Regions from separate parts of the Mus musculus genome. Here region 1 is linked to region 2. Evidence: chromatin contacts called from ENCODE Hi-C or POLR2A ChIA-PET data. All regions are on one chromosome and are shown on one strand. The core of a region is the stretch at or near the end of the contact, and the rest is flanking DNA. Distances in the headings are between cores, read along the strand shown. Region 1 overlaps Slc47a2 (solute carrier family 47, member 2). Region 2 holds the start of Aldh3a2 (aldehyde dehydrogenase family 3, subfamily A2).

The links. A loop is a pair of places that touch in the nucleus more often than their neighbours do. ChIA-PET counts read pairs that join two places held with the same protein, here RNA polymerase II (POLR2A).
Region 1: a loop to region 2 is called in a map of heart, with 2.6 times the contacts of the local background. The contact joins the enhancer-like site here to the promoter of Aldh3a2 in region 2. A Hi-C loop is called at or near these places in 3 of 37 maps with a recorded cell type or tissue (all heart). POLR2A ChIA-PET finds 5 or more read pairs at or near these places in 3 of 5 experiments (all embryonic stem cell).

What each region holds. Positions count from the first base shown.
Region 1 is chr11:61,297,616-61,304,527 of GRCm38, reverse strand. Slc47a2 (solute carrier family 47, member 2) reads left to right here. Exons shown (of 17, transcript NM_001033542.2): 15 at 513-607; 16 at 1,773-1,827; 17 at 2,089-2,897. The coding sequence ends at 2,324. Among named protein-coding and RNA genes, the nearest start is that of Gm25929, 34 kb to the left of the region's middle. Within about 2 kb of position 3,692, at least 1 of the 3 ENCODE cell types and tissues checked has a DNase peak (open chromatin) inside an H3K27ac peak, as active enhancers do; it is heart, where a contact is called at or near this core.
Region 2 is chr11:61,264,081-61,270,329 of GRCm38, reverse strand. It overlaps Aldh3a2 (aldehyde dehydrogenase family 3, subfamily A2), which reads left to right and starts at 3,144. Exons shown (of 10, transcript NM_007437.5): 1 at 3,144-3,476; 2 at 5,035-5,266; 3 at 5,999-6,084. The coding sequence starts at 3,324.

The DNA of each region.
Region 1 (6,912 bases), core at 2,443-4,942, 34 kb before region 2:
TGGGTCCCCATTACTATGGATAAACAGTAACTCCTGTTTTCTCCTGTGGCTTACATGTCCTCCACTGCCTTCTCCTACCTTGTCATTTCTTACGTGACCTCTCTGTAGGGCTCCCACGCTGGCATCTTCTTGCAGCAGGCTCCTCCTGCCTCCGTCTGTACTGCTGGCCTGGGCCTTCCCTAGGCTGGTTCCTCACCCTCTGCTCTCACCTCAAGAGACAGCTGGCCACTCACTCAGAGTTCACTGCAGGTTTTCACCAGCGACCAGAGAGTGTCTGCCACATTCCTACCACTCTTGACATTTCCTGTTTGGTTTCTTGCTTGCCATCTCATCCCTTCAGTGTCTCTGATAGATCAGTGGCAGACTTCAGTCTTCTCTGCTCCGTGTTTATCCAAAATTTTTGAGAAGTTAATTTAACTGAAATTTTGCTCCATTGATCCTGAGTTAATGAGAATGGATTTTAATGATCATGGAGTTGGAACTGACTGCCGGTGCTCATTTTGTGTCCGCAGGCCTCTGGGCTGGACTGATAGTCTGTGTCTCCTTCCAAGCCTTCTCCTATTTAATCTACATCCTGAGGACAAACTGGAGCAGAGTCGCAGAGCAGGTAACAGGCTTTGTATCACTGTAAAATGCATCAATACTTGATCCATGCTTGATAAGGTCGATAAAGAAAATCCCATCAGTTTTGAGACAGTGAATCATGAACTGTAACTATGCGGATAGTGAAAGGGGACAGGAAGATAGGTCCTCTTAATTAGAGTTGGCTGGTGTCCTCTGACCAGGACTCAGCTTAAAACAAAGAAAACAGGAATTGGCTTCAAAATACTTTTGTGTTTATGTAAAATAGTTTCTGCTGATTAGCTTTTTTTTTAAGGCTTCAATTAAAAAAATGTATTTGGTTCTGTTCTTACAAAGAAGTAATATGTTAAGTGTTTGTGATTTGTGGGACACTTGGGCTGGGGTGGTGACCCACATGAGTGTGTGGGCAGAGACTGAGGGCTCATCTCATTGTGGTGAGGCCTAATGTGAGATGGGTCGGTGGCCAAGAGGAAGGACTCTTACAGAGACAGGAGGTGAGCTCAGGAGTTTGGGCCGTCTTCTTTTCTTTTTCTGATTCCTTTGGCTTTGCCTAATGGTGATGGATTGTGTGTTTCTTCAACTCATCTTGATGTGTTGTGAGAATAGAATATATGGAATATGGACTAGGGGGCTGGAGAAATGGCTCAGTGGTTAAGAGAACTGGCTGCTCTTCCGGAGAACCCCTCTTTGGTTCCCAGCACCTGCACTGCAAGGTAGTTCACAGTTGCCTGTAACACCAGTTCCAGGGGGTCCAATGTCATCTTCTGGCCTCCATGGGTACTGTGTGCACATTGCCCTCAGATATACTTGCAGACAAAGCACCCGTACACATAAATAGTTCTTAGGGGAAAAAATAGATATTGACTTGGTCAGTAAACTAGGTTTTAGATGGTGGTATCATTTACCTTTAGATCTTGGTCCTTTTATTTGTGTTTGGAGACACTAAAAGCAGAAGGGCAAATGCGTTAAACTTTCAGTTTTTCCATTATTGCTGCCAGAGGAGCATTGGGACAAGAACAGCCATTTTCTGGCATTATTGTCTCTTAGAGTATCATGTGACATTTTTATGGCCAGAGAAAGCTGTTTCTGAGATTCTAGTCTTTCAGCACAAGCCTTAAGTTGAAGTTTTAACAAAAAGCTACATCTTGGCTTGGCTTCCACTTCATTTACTTATGTAGCCTTGTTTTTAGGCACAAGTTCGAGCTGGGCTAAAAAGCACCAAGGAGTTGATACCCACGCCAGCAGGTAATGGACTCTTCGCTTTACAGTTCTGGTTTTGCTTTACGAAGTCTGAAATGCAGTTTGGCCAGAGAGGTTGAGTTCACGAGCTCCTGTTCTCGTGACAATAAAATTTTCTCAGCCATAATTTGTCAGATCAATTCTGAACTCTCCCGTTAAAATGTGTTTTTAATATAAAATTTTTAATGTAAAAAATGCTGATGATTGAGGGTCGTTTTTTAATACCACAATGACAAAGTGAATGTCCCAACTGCTCTCTTCAAACAGATCTGCCCATCTTGGAAAGAGAAGTTATGGATGGAGTGATTTTGCCTGATATCATCAGGCCAGAGAGTCAGACCGGCCAGCTGGTGGTGGAAGAGAACAGCCAGTGTGCAGTGCCCACCGTTGGGGAGGTCTTGACGGGGAGACAGCTGGTTTTCTATCGTGGGATGGCTCTGACTGTTTCTGTTGCTGTCCTCATAGCAGGGATTGTGGTGCGAGTTTTCAATGACCGTGGCTAAGATAGGACTGTCTCCGGTCTGTGGACTGGTAATACTTGTGTGCCACATCCTGAGCGTGGCTGTGAGCTTGTCATTCTCTCAACTGCCGGTAGAAAGGCTGCCAGTGAGCTTGTCCTTGGTTAAGCTTCTGTATGGCCCTGTGGCCCTGTCGTACTGCAGGTCACGAAAGGAGCAGCTCATGTGCCTAGTGTGTGCAAGGCCCTTGTTTGATGTCATCCTTTGTAGGATGAGGGGAGGGGAGAATGAACAGATAAATGAATAAATGGCTATCCAGATTGTGGGGGGGGGGGGAGGGTGCTGGGGAGGGAACCCCGGGACCTCAGCTCAAGCTAGGCAAGAACTCTTAACACTGAGCACTCCGAGCACTCGCTCCCACCCCCAGAAGCTCTGCTGGTAGGAAAGCTTTTCCCCAATGACTTTATCATGATTTCTCTACTGTGAGTGTGCTTTCCTCTCCCCAGCATCCTCTGCTGCTGCGTTCTTGCCATGAGCGAGCTGACTATCAGGTACCTGTTCTCGCTCTGTCTGGGAACTGTGTCACAGAAGCATTGATAAAATAAAAATCTAAGATCTAAAATGTGTGCTGAGAATATTTGGGAACAGAAGGCTATCATAAAAAGGTAACTTTTAGGTTTTTACCTTTAAACAAAATTTCATGGCAATTTTCTTATTAATTAGAACTGCAATGCATATTTATTTATTTATTTGTTTATCATTGGCTCCCACAATGCTTTGGTTTGGTTTCACTTTCCAGGAAAGCTATTTTTATAGCCTACTCTAGAAAATGTGGTCAAATCTAAGATAGAAGTTTTAAAAAATTATATACTAAGACAACAAAAGAATACCAGGCAGTCCCCAAGTTGCCCAGGGGTGGGGGTGCAAAGCCCACAGTGTTACTTGGCCTCCATGACTACCATTCACCCAGAGTGATCAGCAGATGTGGATTAGAATGGGGTCCTGCATCCCTGGACGCAGGAAGTTTGACTGTGCACACCCCATGCTGCCACCACAGACAAAGACAAAGCTGCAGGACCCCACTCCCGGGGTGAGGGGGTGCGGTCTGAGGTCCCCTGGAAACTGCGGTGTTCAGCTATCTAGTCTCTGGGCCGCATGGAGGCCAGGGACAGGGACGGCAGGTTTTAGCTCTTGGACACCTCAGACACCCCTCAATGTCATGGAAGAGCTGAGAATGGAGTAGGGGCCGCAGGGCTGGCTCTAGCTTGCGCCAAAGGGAAAAGGGCGGGGGGGGGGGCGGGGGCGGGGAAAAGGGCGGGAAAAGGGCGGGAGGCACTCCAGCTGGGTCCCTCTGGGAGGAGAGTCCTTGGCTTGCTCAGCGGGTTGCTTGGCTTGGTGAAAGCTGTGGCTGGGAACACAGGGCCTCCTGCGTGAGATTAGGTGCAGCTCTTTAGAAGAAGACCTGCTCCATTGCTCCGGCTTGGTTGGATCCCCATGAAAAGAGGCAGTCCATGGTTTTAAGGCATTTATTGTCATGGCAGAGAGTTGTGAGGAGTGAAACTGTACCCCCTTTTCTCAAGGCAGGTCTGAGGTTAGGAGAGGGGAGCTAAGAAGGTAGTAGAGGCAGAGAAAGGCAGAAAGAGGGAGAGAGTAGAGAAGTAGAGGCAGGCCATAAACAAATGGAGAGAGGGAGAAGGGAATGCAGAGAGAGGGGGAGCAAGGGGGCAAGAAAGAGAGGCAAGAGAGTAAGAGAGAGAGGAGGGGGCAAGCAGTCCCTTATATAGTAGGCCAGGCCTACCTCGCTGTTATCAGATAACTGTGGGGGTGGAGTCCAGACAGAATACCAGGAGCTTGGGTCATTGCACTATGTTACTGATGGCCCCAGAATCATGGAGGTGGGGCCTCCTGTCGGGAGCCTGGTGTCTGGGGGTGCTACACCTTTCCTTCCTTGCAGGAACACCCGCTGGGTCTCTGGGGTTTAATCCTAGCTCAACCAGAAAACAGGCTGTCTTTCATGGTCCCACAAGTAGATAAAGAAACAACATTTAATTTGTTTAGGAAGCTTCAGCCCATGGTCAGCTGCAGTGTTGTTTTGGGGAGTCTGTGTTGGAGCAGCAAAAGAAGCTCCCTTTATGACCTGGAGCCAAGGGAAAAGAAAGAGGCTGGGCTCACACAGTCCCATTAGTGGATCCCAGTTACTGGACAACCTTCCACTAGGCCCCACCTCTTAAAGGTTTCACGGTCTCCCCTAGCCCTGCACTGGGGAGTAAGCCTTTAACACACAGTTTTCAGCAAATGCTACTGCACCTGCCAGGCAGCCAGCACTCCCTTTTGCTTATTTGATTCTCTCTTGAGGATCAGAAGACAACCCAGGATCATCAGCCCTCTCTGAAAAGCTGATAAAGAAATCCATAATAAACAGTGAGTTTTATGGGGAAATGGCTTACTCCATCAAAGCGACGATAGAAAATATTATAACCACCTTACGGAATAGGATAAAATATTTCGAGGTAAATTTAGACCACTTGTTAGTGTGGCCCTCAGCAGCATTCAGTACAAGTGCAAAGATATAGCCTTGCCAAGTTGCAAAGCATTTCATCACCTACAAAGACACCCCCAGTTTATCAAGATGGTGGTCAAGCCTTTTTCTCCCAACCCCTAGAAAACACTAACTTTTCCTGTGTCTGGATTTACCTCTGAGCTATTCCACCTTTGAAGGAACTATGTCTGACGCTTTGAATCTGTGTGGAGATAATTGGCCTTACCTGTGGGGGTAGAGCGGAGTTACAGGACTCTCCACATTCCAGACATGAAGCTAAAGTGTTCATAGACAGAAACAGTTTTATACAGTGGGACATGGGCTCTCAGGGTATTTGATAGTAAGCCTGGTAGAGTCTTAGACCCATTTGGGTAATTTCATATTAGCCTGAAAAGCTCAACTGATGCCTCCACTAGGGCTCTCCAGCTGGCCTGGAAATGACACAGCATTCACACAGCTCCCGCCCATCTACCCACATGACCCTCACCCGATGCCATCTGGAGGGAAGGGGTGTTGAGATTTGTTCTGTTGCTATGTATATAACCTTACTTCTTAATTTAAAACTATTGGTCAAATAAAGATGCTGACAGGATGTAGTTAGGCAGAAGAGAGGGAGGCAGGGTTTTGGTTGCCAGGTTTAGGATCCGAGACACAGACCATGAGACGAGGAGAGAGGAAAAAGGAAGAAGATGCCGTGGTAGATGGATTGTGGGAACATGGCCATGAGGGCCAGCCAGTCAAAGTAAGAGCAGCTCCGGTGAAACAAGTTATAACTCGGGGTTATTGACAGGGAAGTAGACAAAAATACCATAGAGGGCTGATATCTGCCCAGCTCTAGTGCCGTTAAGGCTCGTTATGAATATAAGAGCTCTCTGTGCCAGGGCCAGGAATGGGAGTGGGTGGGCTGGGGAGCAGGGGGAGAGGGAAGGGGATTTTCGGAGGGGAAACTAGGAAAGGGGATAACATTTAAAATGTAAATAGCCGGGCATGGTGGCACACACCTTTAATCCCAGGACTCAGAAGGCAGAGGAAGGCAGATTTCTGAGTTCAAGGCCAGCCTGGTCTACAGAGTGAGTTCCAGGACAGCCAGGGGTATACAGAGAAACCCTGTCTCAAAGAAAAACAAAAACAAAACAAAACCAAAAACAAACAAACAAAAAAAGTAAATAAAATATCTAGTAAAAAATTTTAAAAAGAGTTCTCTGTCTTTTATTTGGGAACTAAATGATCATAAGCGGGTAGAAACCCCCAATTAATTTTAACCATGACAAAGGAGCCTCTTCAGTGTTCATAAAATGATTACTATTAAGCATGACCCTGATTTTGTACCTAGCTGAAGCCGTCTGCCTTCCAAATCAGTGGCCATGAAGCATCACAATGTCCACCCAGAGGACTACACTGACAGTTGTCTGGTGACATCACCTGCACTAACAGCCATCATGGCTTCCACTCAATGCAGCCTATGGGCTTTTCCACCTGTGCCCCAGTTTCTGAATGACAACTTGGAGGCTTGCTATTTATTAATAAATGCCTCTGCCTCAAACTAGGCTTGTTCTCTGGCCAGCTCATAACTCAGTTAACTATTTACTCTTTTATACAGTGCCACGTGGCTGGTTACCTTTCCTCCATTTCATACATCTGACTTCCTTTGAGTCCTCATGACGAATCTCTCACACCTGGCTGCTTACCAGAATTCCTGGCTGCTTACCAGAATTCATTCTCTCTCTCTCTCTCTCTCTCTCTCTCTCTCTCTCTCTCTCTCTCTCTGTCTGTCTCTCTCTCTCTCTCTCTGCCAGGTGTCCCATCTTCTAATCCTTCCCCAGTTTACTGGCCATCAGTTTTTATTGACAGGTGATGCTTCCACACAGTACACAAGAGATTCTCTCTACAAGCCTAAATGCCCAAAGCCACACTCCTTCATTCTTTGTATAACCCTCAGGAAACCCAACAGGTTCTAAAAAGGGATCCGTGGCACCCTGGAGAATGGTTGCCAACCCTAGTTGCTTTCCTCTCCTCCCAGTGGAAGAACCTACCAAGCTAAGCTTCCAACTTGTGTTTGTTTCCTCAAGTCCAGAGTCAAACTTAGCAATATCA
Region 2 (6,249 bases), core at 1,895-4,394:
CAAGAGGACAAGATTCTTATCTGTACCCTGGCGCCCCCAAATCCATGTGTACCCAAGAAAACTCTTCTGGCAGTTGCAATTCAAACTACAATTTGGAAATGTATTGGCTCCTGAAACGATGCATGCAGGAAAGTATGCTTCAAGCTTGTTTATTCAGTACAATATTAAGGCATCGCCTCTGAGTTCTGTTTCCTTCTGAATCATCTTTATTCTCAGCGACTCAGTTTCCTTTGGTTGTCAAAAAATAAGCCACGGCATGCTCTTGCCCTTCATGCCTCTTTCCTGAGAATCCTCACAAAGTTCCAGGGAGAGCTTTCCTCTGGTCAGGTTTGGACCACCAGCCCATGGCTAAAGTAATTGCTGTACTCTGGATAGATTTCCATCCTGAAGAGACTCTGAGGGGAATTGGGCTCACTGTAAGAGGTGGCATTCTCCTGGGTGCTATAAAAAGGCAGGCAGAGCAAGCCGAGAGGAACAAGCCTGTAAGCAACAATCCTTCATGGCCTCTGCATCAGTTTCTGCCTCTAGCTTCCTGTCTTGTTTTGAGTTCCTGTCGTGACTTTCCTCACTGATAAGACTGTGATGTGGAATTGTAAGATGAAATAAACTCTTTCCACCCCAAGCTGCTTTGGTTACGGTGTTTTATCACTGTAATAAAAAACCCAAGACAACTGATTTCTCCAATAAGGAAAATATTCAAGAGACAATGAAGAGTCAAACTTTCAGTGATTATGCACAATATTTCTGTTTGTTTGTTCTCTGGGACAAGGTCTAACTACATAAAATTAGCTGCCCAGGAATTCTCTATGCAAACCAGGCTGGCCTTAAAATCACAGAGATCCACCAGCCTCTTCCTCTCAAGTGTTGGGATTAAAGATGTTCATCACCATGCTGGTATATTCTTAAGGCAGCCCTCAGTTTCGTTCTCGGGAAGAAAAGCAGCTTTGTTGCCACTCTGATCAACTTGCCCTAGGTAATATAGATTCCTGTTCTAGTTCACACTAGAATTCTACGACTTATATGTCATAGAACACGCCTCAATTTATCTTCTATAGCTCATACTCACACAATGCTTATTAACTCAAGAGTTTAAAATTGGTCACTCTCAGGTCAGATAAGAAAAGATAACCAAGCACACTCCTAAGGTGAACTCTGAGCTAATTTAAACATTGCCACACAGTGCTAGATTTTGACCCTCAGCAGCGGGCTTGCTCAGTACAGGTGATTCTGAGTTGGAGGGTGCAGGGTCCTGATTGGTTTTGTAACAGAGAAGCCTGCTCCTCTTACACTTTCTCAGCTGCAGTCCACCAGCTTCAACCATGAAACCTTCAAAGAGAAAGCTGTGCAGCTTGTTTTGGCTTGCTTCAGTAAGGGCAAAGCAGAGGTGAAGGGTGGGGTGGTCTTGCTTCACCAAGAAGCGCCTCAGATAAGCCTCAACTCACCGGCCATTGTGAAAGCTACAAAGTTGGGGAAGTTAGCTGGACACTCTAGACAGAGGACACAGAATGCCAAAAAAGCCCTGGGATAGCAATGTGCCCAAGTGTTCAGTGAACAGCAAGGAAGCCACTCTGGCTAAAACTCATTACGTGGGCAAATCCTATAAGAAGAGGCACATCCAGAGGCCAAGACTTATAGGCTTATAGAGGATTATATGGGCTTTGAATTTTATTCTCTGGAGAGTTTTGAGAGAGGGACTGACTAATAAAGGTCACCGTACATTCTGAATGTATCAGTGACGCTGAAGGGGAACTAGTCAAACCCACCCAGTTACTTCATGCAGGAAGGATTTCAGGAATAATGAAGGAAGCATGGGGGTGGAGTGGGGCGGATGGTCTCAAAGATCAGAAACTGCTCCAATGAATCTCAGCTGAAACTCATTGCAGTACTGCCCACTTCTGTGCCATTTGGAGACACTGTGACTGTCATCCTCTAGGACTAGGAGCCACCTTGTCCAAGAAATTCCTAGAGGCAGGAATATACTGACTCTCCTTCCACGATAGAAATGCCAGCACCTGCCACACTACTGAGTCCATGGGGAAACAGAAATCTTTAGTGTCCTGGTAGTCTGTCCTTCCTTCCTTCCTTACTTTCTTCCTCTGGCAGAACTTCCTGGGAGGCCAAGGAGGGAGGAGAACCTACTCTGGGCTCCTGAACTACAGAGTGTAAAACGGTAAGTACAGAGCTAAGAAGTAACAGATTCATAGTCGCCAACCAATCAAGCAAGCAGCCTATTAGAGTGCTATTGCTATATATAGTAGATATGTAGTATGGTTTGAACCACTCATTATTGGGCTCAACATATATTTTGAAGATCAAGTCAAAGAGACAGGGAACACTGTAGGAAGTATGAGTTGTTTGCTGAAGAATAATAAAAAGTTCTAATGAAATTAACTATAAGAAGTCCATTATAAGTGTAAATAGAGATTAGCATTTAAATGTGTCCTTGGGAGTCCAAGGAAAGATTGGGTGAGAGCCTTCTCTGCTCTCTACTGGTAGAATTAGATGAGTGACTGCGCGGAGAGAACTTAGTCCCAGACATTTGAATACTTTAATGGGTCAGAAAAGGGAGAAATCCAGAGATGGAAAACCTAGGGAACGCCAAGGAAGGGAAGCGGAAATGTTTCCAGAAGATGGGAAGGACAACACAAAGTGACCGCCGTCGCTGAGCAGCCCCAGATGGGTACGAAAGTCAACCATTGCTAATTAGCCTGGAGAGGAAATTTGGGAAAAAACCTTGGATGGTACGCAGTAGAGAGGATTGAAAATCAGTGTGGGCGATGACAATGCTTGTGTGTGTGTGTGTGTGTGTGTGTGTATACACTGGATTCACCTCCTTCGCGTGCGTCACCCGGCCCGCCCCACCCAGGCCCGCCCTACCCAGGCCCAGCGACTTTGCCTCTGAATCTGAGGCACTGCAGGCGAAGGGAGACTACTTCCGGCCGGGTGAGCACCCTCGGGCCTCAGTTCCTCCTCCTAGAGGACGCTTGGCTCTTTTCTGAAGCCAGAAGGACTTCTTCCGCGTCTTCGCGTGCCAAAAATTGCACCTACACACCCGGCGCCCGGGGACCGCAATCCCGCGGCTAGATTAGAGGTAAGGGGCGGGGCCTCATAGTCACGTGCAGCAGCTCAGCCAATGAGTGCGCACTTTGTCGTTAGCAGGGAAGTGCTGGGGTTTGGCCCACACCCGGGCCGGGTCTAGGCCAGTAGGCGGATAGGACCCAGCAGCGGAAAGTGGCAGTGAGCTGTGGCATCATCCATAGCAGCTCCTTACTGGTACTGTGCTCCCTCACCTGCCTCGCTCCGCGTTCTCCTCAGGCCCGGCCATGGAGCGCCAGGTCCTACGGCTTCGCCAGGCGTTCCGGTCCGGCCGATCTCGGCCGCTGCGCTTCCGATTGCAGCAGCTTGAGGCCCTGCGGAGGATGGTGCAAGAGCGCGAGAAGGAAATCTTAGCAGCCATCGCGGCAGACCTGAGCAAAGTGAGCCTCCACAGGGTGGGAGGGGCCCGATGAGCCACCTTATTCCTTCTCTGTAGCAGGTTGTTTGGTTTTGTTTATCCAGCAGTTAAGAGGAAGCAGAGTACCCTGGACTCTGGACTCTCCAGCCCCGCTTAGAGCCCAAACTGTTGTATTTGCACTCATATTGAAGTGCATACTTTACTTGGCGCCGGCAATTTCTCGTCTGCGAACGCTCTGTATAGCCTTGCCCATTTCTGCTGCGTTCATAGTCTCTTTCCTTACAATGTGCAGTTAACTCTGGATAGGCTGGATCTCAGTAGTTTGTCTGCTTGGTAGGTTTCAGCTATTTCACTCCCTGTCTTTATTTCATGACGTTAAAAGAATGGTTTCTTTTTGTTGACAGTTCTTTTTATTTCCTATAATCTTCAGCACTGAAATTCCCCATATGACTTTGTGTGACATTAATCATATACATGATTGACCTCCAGTATACAGACAATCACCCTGGGGACCTGATAAAATACAAATCCTGACTTAGTCCTCGTGAGACTGTGTCTGAGATTTCTAATGAGGGCCCAGGTGATAACATATGGCCTGTTTAGAAGCAAGCTTTGAGTACCAAGGTTTTAAGTAGTGTTCAAGGTACAACTATGGTCTGTTGTACTCTCTAGTAATATTATTTCTCCCTTTTACTTTCTATCTGTATTCCAGGCATGGTAAGACCTCTATTTTCAGATTTTCAATCAAAGACTGCTTCAAAAAGTGGTAACAGTAGTTGTAGTAGAATCTAGAAACCTTCCTTCAGAGTACTTCTGGTAAAGAGGGGCTGTGGTAATTAGTAAACAAGATAGGATAGTGAATATTAAAACTCTGTGAATCATCCACTCCTCAAACATCAGATAGTTTGTGTATGTTTGTTCATACATAGCGTTCCTGAAGAAAATATATTAAGTCCAGAATTTAAAATCTGGCTCCAAAGTAGAACATATGCAGGTGTGACTCTGGTTATAAACCAGTGCGTTAAGGATGAAGTATCAAGATGCTGCTCAAAAGCAAAGTTGCCACGGTACCTACATCGTGACTTCGGGAGGCTGTTATTAATCGGGAGGTGATGCTGAAAGGGATCATTTTTAACCCTATTTTAAAAGGCTTGGATCGGTAGTGAAGACGTTAGAGGCTCTGAATGTATTAGAGAGGAAGAATCATCCTGAGTATCCAGGGTGTGCCTTATTGAGAACTTGGAAATAAAAAAAAAAATCTGATAGCAAACCGGGGGAGGGGGTGGTGTCTAATAATACCAGTTGTCACTGCAAGTATACTTGGTCTGAGCGTTGTGACATCCTAAGTTAGTGGTTCTCAACCTTCTAATGCAGCCACCCTCCAAACAGTTGTGGTGACCTCCAAACATAAAATTATTTTCATTGCTTCTTCATCACTGTAATTTTGCTGTTGTTATGAATCATAATGTAAAATGTCTGATACGAGACCCCTGTGAGAGTCACAATCCACAGAGTGAGAACCGCTGTCCTAAGCCAAGTATTACACAGTTTGTGTAAGAGTAACTGACCTTCTCTTCCAGAGTGAACTCAATGCATACAGTCATGAAGTCATTACCATCCTTGGAGAGATTGATTTTATGTTGGGGAATCTTCCTGAATTGGCTTCTGCGAGACCGGCTAAGAAGAACCTGCTAACCATGATGGATGAGGCCTACGTTCAGCCCGAGCCTCTGGGAGTCGTACTGATTATTGGAGCTTGGAATTACCCTTTCGTTCTTACCATGCAACCGCTGGTGGGAGCCATTGCTGCAGGTCTGGCGCCAGCTGTGGTGTCTTTATTCCTTGGTCGAGAGTTGTATTTTGTCTTAGTGTTTGTAAGTGTCTAGAATACATTTTCTCTAGTGGTCGGCAGCAGCAATTTATTGAGAATCCATTCGTGTATGTACGTGGATGAGTGCTGCTGAGAAGTTGAAGTTTTCCATGACTACTGAAGTACGGGGGGCATGAATCTGTGAGACTCAGAGGCATCTGATTGAGTCAGTAGTCCCAAGTCTTTGGAGTCAGGCATTCATATTCTAATGTGGTTTCAGTTTACTGGCCTCCGTCTTTACACAAACCAGTCTAAAATCCAAGTCTGACCAGTTTCTTTATTTACATGAAGGTATTGGGCGTAATGCTAGCTAGAGTGTCCAGTGAATCCCAACAGGTGGAAGTTCCAGATCAACGCTTATGTTGACCTAGCCTGTTAGCTCAATGAGTCTGAGCAGAGAGGAAACCCTCCAGGCAGAGCTACAAAGAAAGAGATAGAAATCTGGGGGACTGTGAGGAACTGGCAGATCCTGTTGTCAGTGAGATGCTGAGAGCTAACGGGTTAGCACTTGAGAAGGAAAACATGAACAGAAAGAGGACAGGAGATCTGGGGGGTTGGGGGGCAGACCTAAGAGCTGCAAAAATAAGTGAAACTTAGCCTGGACCTGTACATGGGGTAGCTATCAAAGTTACTCAAGTCCTGGATGATGTCATTGTGCTATTTGCTTTATTTAGGAAATGCTGCCATTGTTAAGCCCTCAGAACTCAGTGAAAACACGGCCAAGATCTTGGCTGAACTCCTCCCTCAGTACTTAGACCAGGTAAGAGTATCTTGATCCATCTTCAACACACCTGTTTATGGTAGAAAACACAGATACAATTCTTGTGCTAGTGGATGTCATTGCTGGCTGGGGATCAATACGATTTCCTTAAGTCCACAACAGTTGGCTTAATAAAGGAAGCCAGGTTCCAAAACACCCTGTAGA